2 separate regions of the Homo sapiens genome follow, and region 1 is linked to region 2. The links are chromatin contacts, found by Hi-C or POLR2A ChIA-PET in ENCODE. All regions are on one chromosome and are shown on one strand. Each heading gives the region's core, a stretch centred on a gene start or an enhancer-like site at or near the end of the contact. The rest is flanking DNA. Distances are from core to core; before and after follow the strand shown. Region 1 holds the start of LINC01695 (long intergenic non-protein coding RNA 1695). Region 2 overlaps LINC01697 (long intergenic non-protein coding RNA 1697).

Region 1 (6,518 bases), core at 2,990-5,489, 120 kb after region 2:
CCAGTATCAAGGATTTACCCATGAAAGCAGTTTTAGAAGCCATATCTTTTGAACGTTCACAGATTTATCGCCGTCTGTTTCACCTGAGTAGCACCTCTGAATGACTTTATAAATGACATTGATAGATGACATGCCATAGGGCGGATGGATTGTCAAGTACCTTTATTGCAAGAGCATTCTACTCAACTTTCTAAGGCAGTGACACATATTAATATATCTGGAAATGTGCCAGACAAAGATTGAATGAAAAGGGAATTTCTATTTCTCTCTTGGTTAACCATTAAGTTCAATTAATGAAAATACCATACCTCATGCATTCCAGTTAATCAAATTGTACCTGTATTCAAGCATTTAATAGCAATTATAGCAGTCAACACCTAAAACATTTAGGTGAACAAGAATCTCAAACCTACAGAAAACTTGCAAGTATGGTAGAAATCACTTTTTTCTGAATTATTTAAAAATAGTTGCCAACCTGATGTTTCATTACACTCAGATATTTGTGAAAATTTGTGTGTGTGTTCTACAGAAAAAGGGATTTTACAAACAAATAAAAAAGAAATAAAGGAAGAGAGGAAATGAGAGAAAGAAGAAAGGAAAGAAAGAACAAGAAAGAAGGAAGGAAGGAAGGAAAGAAAGAAAAAGAAAGAAAGAGAAAAAAGGAAGGAAGGAGAAAGAAAGAAGAAAGAAAGAAAGAGAAAGAAAGAAAGAAAGAAAGAAAGAGAAAGAAAGAAAGAAAGAAAGAAAGAAAAAAGAAAGGAAGGGGGAAGGAAGGAAGAGGAAAGGAAAGGAAGAAAGAAAAGGGAAAGGGAGGAAGGGAGAAAGAGGGAGGGAGAATACATACTCATAATATAACCATCAATATCAGGACACTAATGTTGATACCTTACTACAGTCTCATTCTCAGACCCTGTTCAACTTTTACCAATTATCCCCATAATATCCAGTGTACCGAAAAGTCCAAATCAGAATGGCATGTTATGTTTTGCTGCCATATTTCCTTTAGTCCCCTTCACTCTGACACAGCTGCTCAGTTTTGCTGACTTTCATGACCTTGAACTTTTGAATATTACAAGCATTAGCTTTTGTAGAATTTATCTCAATGTGGGTTTACCTGCTGTTTTCTTGATATTAGATTCAGGTTAGCATCTTTGGTAGGCATAAGACAGAAGTGATGAGGTGTCCTTTCATTCTATCACATTGTGCCCAAGTTTGATTTGTCTTCTCACCAACTTCCTATTACCTTTATCACTTGACTAAAGTGATATCTGCCAGGCCTCTCCATTGTATTCTCTATCCCTTTGCAATTAGTATTTTGTGGGAAGTAAACACCCTGTTCCTCAGCAAAAATTTCAACTTATTCATTTACTTATTGTATTAGTTCATTTACATGCTGCTGATAAAGACATACCTGAGACTGGGCAATTTACAAAAGAAGGAGGTTGATTGTACTCACCATTCCACATGGCTGAGGGGGGCTCACAATTATGGCAGAAGGCAAAGAGGAGCAAGTCACATCTTACGTGGATGGCAGCAGGCAAAGAGAGCTGGAGCATAGAAACTCCTGTTTTTAAAAAACATCAGATCTCATGAGACCCATGATTCAATCATCTCCCAACTGGGTCCTTCCCACAACACGTGGAAATTACGGGCGCTACAAGATGAAATTTGGGTGGGGACACAGAGTCAAACCATATCATTTATTTATACCTATACTGGTTCATAGTTTCCAATTTTTATTAGGTGGGTTATAATTATTTAACAAAATTTTTATTTTAATCTTCAAATGAACCTTTTTTGGGCCAGTAGCAGTTCTTTCAAGGTGCTTTCTTTTTCTTTTGCCATGTTTCCAACATTCCTGGCTCAACAAGATATACCAGGTTCATCTAATATTTGCCCTGCTCCAACACTGGAATCAGTCATTTCTCAAGAGCCCCTGGAGAAGCCAAGATCTGGGTGTACAGTGTGTGCTTATTGCTTTTGAAGTATTGCTACTCCAGTCCTTCCAAGTGGAAGGAAGCCTCGTGAATATATGTATACACACACAAACACATACACACATGCACATACAGACACACACACATATACAGACACAGAGTTTTACATCTATATGTATTTCTAGATCTAGCTATAAATCCTGAAAACCGTGAGTTCATACCAATAACTAATTCCAATCTAACCTCACAGGGCCTATTCTGGTTTTCTTTATTTCTTTCCATAAATGCAAACTCCTTCTCCAACAATGAGAAACCCAGATCTCATTGTGCTTACATATTTACCTATTTGATAAGATGCCCTGTATATAACCAAACTCCTGCCTCTGCCATGACCCCTGATCCATCCAGGTTTACTGCTTACCCAACCCTGGAAGCCTGGGCTGCCTGCCACATGAAGTCCCTTATCCCCTTGTAGAACACTTGCCAGGTAACATACAGGATGCTCAGTTAAATTTGAATTTCAGAGCAACAACGAATTATTTTGTAGTATCAGTGTGTCCCAAGAAAAGTTATACTGCTTATATGTATAACTATTATTTCTTTAAAAGCATCAGTATAGTTTCATTGTTTATCTGAAGTTTAAATTTAACTGGGGGTCTCGTGTTCTGACACCACAGTTCAGGCTTCTCTTAGCATAGGTCCGACTTTGTATTCACTTGCTGCTCGCTTCATATACATGTCCCTTCCCTTCACCTTAGCACTCTGGCTCCCCCAGCTAAGCTGACCCTCTGTGAGACACAATTTCTCATTCTACTGTGTGCTGTGACACCCTGCACTGAGTTGGGCTGTGACGTCCAGCCAGCCTGAAATTCGCCAGGCCCTTCCTCAGCTCCGCCACCTGGTCCAGGGCAACCCACCCGTTACGGGCTGTCCTCTCACTCTGAAACCTCACCTTGAGCCACTACACCTCTCCCCAACTCCCTTGTGGATGTCTATGTCCTGCTTCACCCAGTATTTTTAGGACCCAATGTTCAGAGAGGGAAAGAGAGGGAGGAAGGAAAAAGAAAGAATTCTGAAACATATTTGAGGATAGATTGCAGAGTTTAACACTAAGTGCTCATTTCATGATAATAGATCATCATGAAAAACACAGGAAAGTTCTACTAACAGCAAGAATAATTTATAATTTCTATTTGCTTCCAAAAACAGAAATAAAAGGTCAGAAGTAAACCGTTTTGGACTGTTTTTCCCCAAGTGTGAATAGTAATAAGCCTGCTTTGTTAGGAGAAAGAAAAAAATCAAGACGGAGGGGAGAAGAGGAAGAGAAAGAAAAGAATAAAAGAGAAAGAGAAAAGGAAAGAGAAAAAAAGGGAGGGAGGGAAGGAAGGAAGGAAGGAAGAAGGAAGGGGAGAGGAAAAGAGGGGAATCTATTATGTATAATGTTAAACATTTAAATGGTATGAAATGCTTTAAAACACTAAAATTTTACATTTTATTACTTGAATAAGAAATCTACACAATCTGGTAGATGAGGCAGGGAATGTTGCCTCCCCTATGTATATATTTTTTTCTTTTTCTTTTGTTACAAATCTTTATTTTATTTGTGCTAGCAAAGTGCCCAGACCTAAGTGATAGTAGACAATTTATGTAATCTAGTGAGTCACAAATGAGACAATTCTATACCCCTAGGGAGTGGTTTGAATACTGTGGATGTATTTTTGGTTTCAAAATTATTGGGAAGAGGAACTAGCTTGGTGAACATGACATGAGACAATCTAACATACTGAAGAATTATTCATTCAAAACATCAAAAGTGCTTCCATGGAGAAACACTGGTATAAGCCTAAAGCTGCACTCCACCCCTAGTTTTCCATCCTTTCTAGCAGCTTACACATGGCGAGAGTACCCAGTTCTAATCAATGAAACCTCAAAGGAAATGTGAAGTTGCTCTAGGAAAGCTATTTGTTTCTAATGAAAGATGACATCATAGAACTCACCATCACTTTCCACTTCTTTCTTCTTCGAAAGCAGCCATCTGTGTCCAAGAGAACTATAGAGGCACTAGATGTTGCACTGTTAAGAGCTGAGCCAAAGCTGCACCTCCCTTCCTCCAGCTACGGAAGGAAAATAAATCCTTACTTGTTTAAGCCACAGAGGTCAGTTTTTCTGTTATTTTCAACATAGCACATTCCTAACTAAAACTATGGTATTTTTATTTCAAGAAGAGAACATTTAAATGTTCGGCTTTCAGGGATCTCCTGATTAGAAGAGATGACTACGAACTCCCCTTTCAACCTATCTTGATGATCTATATTAGATGAGGTGACAGAGGGAGGGAGGAGAACTAGAAACAGGGATATCTCCTAGTTTGGTATAAATGCAAAGAAGACTTCATTAAAGGCTTATTGAATGGTGAATGCCTTGAATGCTGCCTCTTAGTGCCCAGTAGCCCGAGGGCTATGAAGCATGTGAAAGTGACATAGAGAATTTATTCTCTAGGGGCTAAAGGACCTATCTGTTAATAACACTTTCTAACTGCTTGACATTCAGCTAAATACTTAACCTAAGATTCCTCAGTTACATGAAGGTAATAATGGTTGCTACCTCAAATGGCTCTTGTGAGGATTAAATGAGGTAATGCTTGTATACAGTGCAAAGTATAGAGTAAGTATCAATGAAGGTAAAATACTGGTGATTTTTCATACTCTCTACATAATTTTAAATTGTGTTTCTTTGGTTAATTACTTTTGGCTGTTACTTTTTTTGTTGGTAGTGAATTTAAGAACCATGAGAAGAATGTTATCCAGCAAATGCTGTATACTTTAACATGCTTATAAAGACTTTTTAAAAGTAGCTTCATGTATCCCTTCTTCATTTTTATAGTGGCAATTTAAGCTAACTAGCTGGCATTTTATCATGCATTTACAGATCCACAACTCTAGTAAATAAAGTTATCAGACAGGAATACAATTCAGAAATATATTTAAAGAGCAAAGCTTATTTTTCTAAGAATTTTACTTTGTTGATTTAAAAAAACAATATTTTATTGTCTTATCTAAGTGAATTTCATATCCATGACAAGTTTGTTAATGTTATTTAATCCCCTCAGCATATCAATTTAAAGATCAAAGGTTAAAATTTTATAAAACAAATTGTGAGGTAATGCAATGTCAATCTTGTAATGTTTTATGAGAATAATGCAATTAAATTATAATATATAAAATTCTTACATTTCTAATCAAAGCTTCATAAAATGAACATATTGTATAGAGTGATTACAAACTGAAAAAACAATTTTCTTAAATAGAAGATGTGACAGAACATAGTTAAGAGGATTTACTAGGTAATACATTTTGAGGACTTCTTAAAACAATAAACTACACATCTTTAATATTTTTAAAACTGCCAGAAGTCTGTATTTAATATAGGATCATGCTGTATTTTTGAACCTCTGTTTTGTTGTAATGATATCATACTGAAATGTAATGCAAAGTAAAATGTATACAATGTAAAACGCAAGTCTTACATATGTTGCTATTGGATACACTGCTTATAAAGCTAAGGATAAAAGATAACTCTAAACTCTGAGTCATACAACAGTTATAAAGCAAATATGCACATTTATATCTCAAAAGATAAAATTGCAACTGTTACTAAGCAGGAGTAAATTCTTTGCTGAATCATCCTTATTGCAAACATGTTTTGTCATTAGTGGCTAGATTGCCCAATTCAATTTTCCTACGTATCAATCAGTGCCTAACGTTTTAATTTTACTAACCCCTTTGGAACTATTATCACATCCTAATATTAATGCCAATTGTAGTAATTGTGCGCTAAATTCCCTTTGCCTCTAAAACATATCTTTTCCATAAATGTATGTGAACATTTCTGAAGACTCATTTTTACTAACATGTATTTTATTATATAAACAGAAATATGTATGACAAATATATAAAATAACAGACATTAATCATACATTAAGATACTATTATAAAACGGAAATATTTGGAAATTCACCTTAGAAGTTTTAAAAGGAGTTGACAAAGAGTTTAAGTTTGTTTTTCTACCAGTCTGTAATATTTATGAAGTCAGACAGATCTGTGTTCTCCTGTATGTAGCCCTAAACACCAAGCCCAATGCTTGGAATTTAATAGAGGACCAATGAGAATTTGTTGAATTGAAACCAATTGATCCTTATTATGCTTTCTAGAAACAGGGAAAAGAAAAAATTTGAAAGACTTGGTAATTTCTCTTTCACAAAATGATCATTCAAGTAGATATTAATAGAAACAGCTTTCACGATTCCCTAATCTTTTTTGCCCTGGCAGGATGTTGTCTATTTCCTTTCTTTCCAAACTCCATGCCATTTCATAGCTCATCTCCAGAAGTTTCTTTATGCTAGGGTGATTCATGGCCCAAGAGTCTGTTATGATTTTCCTTACCTAGGGCATTACATTAGAAAAAATGAAGCTTAAAATCACATTAATTATATGATATTAAATAGACATAGCTACATTTAAACAATGATGTATACATTATGATTAAACTATTTGACTTATTTACTTGTGTTGCCAGGGTTTG
Region 2 (6,476 bases), core at 3,448-5,947:
TTTTTTTTTTCTTATCTGTTTTCTCTCGTTGTTTAGATTGGGTAATCTCTACTAATCTACCTTAAATCTTACTGATCCTTTCCTCTGTCATTTCCATTTTGTGATTTTGTCCATATGCTGAGATTGCTATTTGGAATATTTTTACAGTACCTTGTTTAACATTCTTGCTCAATAATTTTAACATTTGTATCATCTTAGTGTTATAGTCTATTGATTGTCGTTTCTTACTTGATTTGAGATTCTCCTAGTCCTTAGTATGTCAAGTGACTTTGGACTATAATTTGGACACTACATGTATTATGACGTAAGACTAAAGTTATTACTTCGATCTTTTACTTAAGTGGGTATTCCACCTGTTTAGTTTCAAAATACATGTCCTAGCTCACTTTTGTTAGCTATTGTTCAAATTTCAATTTGGTTTCTAAATCCCCTGGAGTCCAGTATCCCCCAGTCACAGTTGTATGTGACTCAGGTGACAGGACTCTGCCCCACAATCTTCTCATCATGGACTGGGGAGACAGAGGAAAATTACTTCACTGCCACAGAGGATGGTGGAATTCAGAGTTCCAGGCACATGTCCATAGGGAAATGGCACTTACACATTAAAACTGGTCAGAAATGAATGGCAGAGTGACACCCACAGGCTTCAGTAGATAGCGGTGCCTCCTGATACTGGGATGGGGTGGAGAACAGGCTTACGCCCCATATCTCTGCAGGGATGGTGAGACTGCCTGAATACCATGGAAGAGGGAGATGGAAGTCTGAGCTGTGCACATAAGCTCCACTGGGGAGAGGTACAACCCAGTTACTGCAGAAGAAGGGAGAAAGTCAGAGGGGTCATAGTCTCTACGGGGAAGGAAGGCCATCTCATTCCTGCAGAAGGTGGGTAGATGTGAGTTCCACCCACAACCTCCATGGTGGGGGGATGCTACCTCCTTACTCCAGGAAGAGGGTGGAAGACAGGGTTCTATCCCCAGTCCCACAGTTATAGCACTCATTGAGGTGGAGATAGAACACATTTTTTTTCATAGTATTCCTCTTGAAGAAAGATAAGTATGGTTAAAATATTTCTGCTATGCTGGGTTACCCTTTTTCCTGGTACTTTCACTAGAGACAGATGATACAGAAGAGAAAGGGTGGGAGGGGGGGAGAGATATAGACCACAAAGAAAAATAGAAAGGTGAATAATTCCTGATAATATTAGATGAGGTTATTTATTAAGACCTACTTTACACATTTACTACAAGGTATAATTGACAAAAGGTAAAGATCATTTGTAATGAGAAACTTTCTGCCGCTTGTATAATACAGTGTCTGTACTTTCACCAATAGCTTCTCTATTTAACATTATGTGGTTCTAAATAATCTTTCAAAACACATACTAACCTGTTTCTCTGTAATATCATCTCACAGACAGATTTAAGGATAAGTTAAGTGTTTTAAAAATCTATTTATATTAAATTATATAAGAATGGAGGCAGGAAGACAGAGCTTGGAACATTATCTACAATTAGTGTCTTATATTGCCATGGTCAGAATGTTTGTGTCCTCCCCCAAATGTATATGTTGAAACCTAATTCCTAAATTTGATGGGGTTTAGGGAAGTGATTTGGTTATAAAGGTAGCAACTGTCATGAATGGAATTAGTGCCTTTATATGGGGCTGAAGATACCAGAGTTCTTCCCTTCTACTCTGTCAGGAGATAGCAACAAGCTGGCTATCTGCAACCCAGAAGAAGGCCTTCACCAAAACTCAACCATGCTGGCATTCTAATCTAGAACTTCCAGCCTCCAGAGCTGTGACAAATAAATTTCTATTATTTATAGGTCATCCAGTCTATGGCATTTTGTTATAACAGTCCAAACTGACTAAAACAACCACAAAGGCAGAAAATGCTAGTTTTCTACTAAATGGTCATAAAGAATTGAATAAGTGATCAAAAAAACATGAGACAGCTGTCTGTAAATTTCTGTACCCCCTTCCTCCATCGTAATAAAAATTTTTAGCTCTACATACAGATACAGGAAATAAAAAATACTTTCCAAATTTGCACCTGGGCATAGCCAAGCAACTAACACTTGCATTAGGATGTGGGTAATGGGTATGCATCTGCATTCCGGGAGATGCCCTTTGATAAGGTGTGCCATCCTTTTTTTCTCTTCCTCTTCTCACTTGTTCATATTGAACACTGAAGGGGCAGTATAGCATCTTGGGAAGCAGCAGAGTTACCATATAGACAAGTAGAGAAAACTTTTGACTTTGCAGAGTGGGGCTGTGTTGACTGCTTGACATTTTACAAAAGAGAAAAAATGAACTTCTATCATGTTAATTCTACTCACATTTGGGATTGTCTCGTGCTTAAACTCATAGCCGAACTAATACAGAAAGGAAGAGAGCATGAAGAAGTATAACATTTCTTACAGCTTCAGCCCAGTCTATCCATATGAGCAGCTGATAAGTCTATTGAATCATTTCATACCAAGTCACAGAAAAAAAAAAAGTGTTTTTCAATTGTTGTGTGGCAGTGGGGAGAGGTGGTAAGGGGGATATGTCACACTTCATTTGTTTTACAAGTATTTAAGAAATATGTCCACATATTTGATCCAATAGTGTATTTGAAGGAGAGTTAAATAATCAATATTTGAAATCCATCATTTCTTCTTGAGCATCTTATGTAATTCTAATAGTTTGCAAAATTGCTAAATATGAGTGAACTGATACAAAGGATTATCTTTTCTTAAACTAGATAAGTGATGATCCTAAGATGATCAATGTATGTCAGCATGGCTATTTCAAGGAAATTGTTTATGTTGATAAAAAGCTCAGACCTAAACCCAGCTTGAAGTCTTAAGTATTATTGAGATAATAAATGAAGAAATTCATCATTTAATGCATTTCATAACAAATAAAGGAAACTATTTTGCTTAATGGGTCTACTAAGTAAAATCCCACAGAAAGCTACATAGGACCTTGACATGTGATATCTGTTTATGGTAAAAAGAATGTAATAAATTAAAATCTGATGTGACTATATTCATGCTTTTTATACATTTATGAAATAAACTATAGTAAAAACCTAAATTTAAAAACCGTATTTCTAAAGTTAGATTTTTTAGTATTAAGTGTTGTCATGATATAATAAAGCTTCAATCAGTTTGATTTTTAAGTAGGTGTGAAAATTTAATATTATAAATTCATATCGGAATGAATTATTTATCCCCAGGGGGATCACACTCACATTGAAAAAAGAAGTTTTACTGTAATGTGGAATTACTTACTATTTTCTTCCGAATATGTTATAACCGTATTTGGCATGTTTCAAAGTTATATTTAATAAAGAAAATGCATGTTTCTATATATGCTGCTATGAATACAAAGTGCCTCAAAACTTACTGGCTTAAGACATCTCTATTTCCTAATGTTCCAATGTGTCAGGAACATAAGAAGGAATCAGCTGGACAGCTGTGCCCTGTAGTGTTAGCACCATTCACTCTCTCTCTTCACTTCACTGGAAGGTAGAAAAAGTTCACTCACATGTCTGGAGCCCATGTACTCCTTCATGTGTTCTCTTCCTCACCATCTGGGAAAATTGGGCTTCCTCACAAAATGGTGGTCACCTGGATCTCTTACATGACATCTGGCTTCCAAAAGGGAGTGTACCAACATAGGTGACACAAGAAGCTGCAAGCATCTTTAGGCCCAACCTTGAGAGGTACACAACGTCACTTCTGACCATTATATTGGTCAAAGTCAGTCTTCAGGCCTGTCCACATTCAAGGGGAATAGAAACCCCTTATTTCAATGAAAAGTGGCAAATAATTTGTGGCCATCTTTAGTCCATTATGCTATTTAGACCATATTTCTGATATGAAGTTAAACATATAAAGAAGCTACTACCTATATTTATAAATTAGAAAATGGAGAAGAAAAAGAACTTTCATTATAAAATTGTCTTGCCAATTTCTAGGCTCCTTTAAAAATATTGTCTATGAATAATATGAAAGTTTCAGAAAGCTGCTATTAGAATTTGAAGAGAATGCTGTAAGTATATGGTTTAAATAGTATCTTCCTACCAAAATGTCTTAAAAAGTGACGAGAGTAAGGAAGTTTATTGAACTAAGAAAAAGAAAAGCCTTAAAATAGATTGGCCAGTTTCTTCATTCATGCGATTATTTTTTCATTTATTCATTCATCCAACAAATATTTCTTGATATCCCATTGTGAGCCCAGGGATTTTGTTAGGCAAGGAGGCTGTAACAATGAAAAGAAAAATATTGTTTTGTTTTCTTAACTGTGCTTACAACTTAATGTTACAAATTACTCTAATGCATGAGATTATTCAGCTGAAGTTTTGATAATGTAAAACAACAAAATTCTTCGTATAATCTGTAAATGAATTGTATGTGAAAATCATTATATAAAACAATGAAATACAAATTCCTGGATGCATTTAGTTATTCAATCAAATAAGCATAATTTAAGATTTTGTTATATCCCTAGTGCATCCTAAATCTTCAGGCCAATGCGTAAACCATGTTTTCACAAAAACAGATGCCTCCCAGCACACAGGACAGCTACAGCTGCTCTGTAGCTCCACGTGGGACCGTCTTCTCTTTGCTTACCAGCCCATCCCCAGTTCCAAGAAAACATGAGCTTCTTAAAACAAAGTTGAAAATCTAGCGGCTTTCGAGTCAGCTGGCAGTGTTTCTGCATTTTTAAAGCAGGCTTGGATATCGGGGGCAGCTTAGTGTTCACTCTGTAACTGACCTCTCTGAGCCAAGTTCAGCGTGGTGTGAGTTATCAAACCTGACAGCCTTTTGGCAAGCCTTTGAAGGCTCTCAGGCCAGACTCCCTTCCAAGCTCAGCTGGGATCAATTAGGATAAATAATAGTTCCTGCAATTGTTAGTTTCTACCATGCTTTTTAAAAGTATTTAGTGTGCAATAATGCAATTTATGGCTTACCGGTACCACACTATCCATTCAAAACAAAATAAGATCAAATCGAAAGGTTAAAATGTCCTGAGAGTTGCAGAACGATACGCTGAGGAAAAAGTACCAGAGAGGCCAATATTTTGACCATTCTTTTCTCTCCACATTTATCTAAAACATAAGTAAACATAAATACAAAACTATAAGATTTCTTCAAAATCTGGATTCTCACCCCAACAGCAATATTTTGACAGTCTGGTTAAAACATAAACCATAAATACACACACATACACACACACACATACACAATCAAGGACTTTTAACTGCCCTCAGCAACCAAAGAGATCTGCTAGTAAACAATGCGGATTTTTACTTCTAGGGCAAAAAAATGAATTTAAGCTCAAGCTACTGGTGAATAGCAAACGGAAGGTACTCTATAGAAGCTAACAGAACAATAGCAAATGATAATTTTCTATAGCAAGAGTAATGCCATATTCAATAATGCTAATGTTCTGGCTTCATGTGAAACAAGTTTTGCTTTTACTGGGTGTTTCTCTTCATGTGGCCCAGGGCAAGGTATTGCAACTATTTCATGCTGAACTTTAAAACTCAACGGTTTGCGGCCGGGAGTGGTGGCTCACGCCTGTAATCTCAACACTTTGGGAGGCCGAGGAGGGCGGAATACGAGGTCAGGAGATTGAGACCTTCCTGGCTAACATGGTGAAACCCCGTCTCTACTAAAAATAAAAAAAAATTAGCTGGGCGTGGTGGCGGGTGCCTGTAGTTCCAGCTACTCGGGAGGCTGAGGCAGGAGAATGGCATGAACCCGGGAGGCAGAGCTTGCATCTCGCCACTGCACTCCAGCCTGGGCGACAGACCGAGACTCCGTCTCAAAAAAAAAAAAAAAAAAAAAACCAAAAAACACGCAACTGTTTCCAAGAGGTTTCTTTTTTGACCTCAGTTCTTCAGTTGCTACTGGAGTCATGAAACTCTCATGTCACTTCTTTAATGTAGGTTTGACTTCGGTCTGTCATAAAATGTTACTTCTTGTTTAAAACAATGTAAGTTAAAATGTTACTCTACATTTGCCTCGCGTTTTCTGCTTCACTTGGAGTCTTCTATTTTGGCCTCACATGCTTAAATTTTTTACAAGCAAGATTTATTGTTAATAGGAATGTCTGGGTTTTTGTTTCCTTTTTCATTCGGAGATAAAAAGTTATTTGAAGTCCTATTATAGAAAACTTTTACATAAGTCACAAGAATTAAGAATTTTTTTCCAGGTAGATTTTCCCATTAAATGAATATCTCTGTTAATTTAGAATGATAGTCAAAAATGGTATGAATACTGTGGATAAAATAATTTAATAATGTTTACATCCAAAGAGTCCCTTGAATGCAATTGATCGTTGGCTCCTAAAGTCAGCTAGAGTACTCTTTCAGTAATGTCCCTGGTAACTGCTAAGGATACAGTAATGCTTAGATATGCATCTTTGCTCTTCCAAAGCTAACTACTATGCCTAGATGACTTATGTGCTCCTCCAGCTCA

What was found. Hi-C counts contacts between places; a loop is a spot of excess contacts on that map. ChIA-PET counts read pairs that join two places held with the same protein, here RNA polymerase II (POLR2A). Pooled maps may share reads with other maps.
Region 1: a loop to region 2 is called in a map of heart left ventricle, with 2.5 times the contacts of the local background. The contact joins the promoter of LINC01695 here to the enhancer-like site in region 2. A Hi-C loop is called at or near these places in 4 of 168 maps with a recorded cell type or tissue (Right ventricle myocardium inferior, heart left ventricle and left cardiac atrium) and 3 of 50 pooled maps. POLR2A ChIA-PET finds 5 or more read pairs at or near these places in 1 of 52 experiments (PC-9).

The regions. Positions count from the first base shown.
Region 1 is chr21:28,224,428-28,230,945 of GRCh38, forward strand. It overlaps LINC01695 (long intergenic non-protein coding RNA 1695), which reads right to left and starts at 4,240. Exons shown (of 6, transcript NR_126012.1): 1 at 3,935-4,240; 2 at 1,457-1,564.
Region 2 is chr21:28,106,679-28,113,154 of GRCh38, forward strand. All of the region lies in intron 2 of LINC01697 (long intergenic non-protein coding RNA 1697), which reads left to right. Among named protein-coding and RNA genes, the nearest start is that of LINC01697, 62 kb to the left of the region's middle. Within about 2 kb of position 4,698, at least 12 of the 41 ENCODE cell types and tissues checked have a DNase peak (open chromatin) inside an H3K27ac peak, as active enhancers do.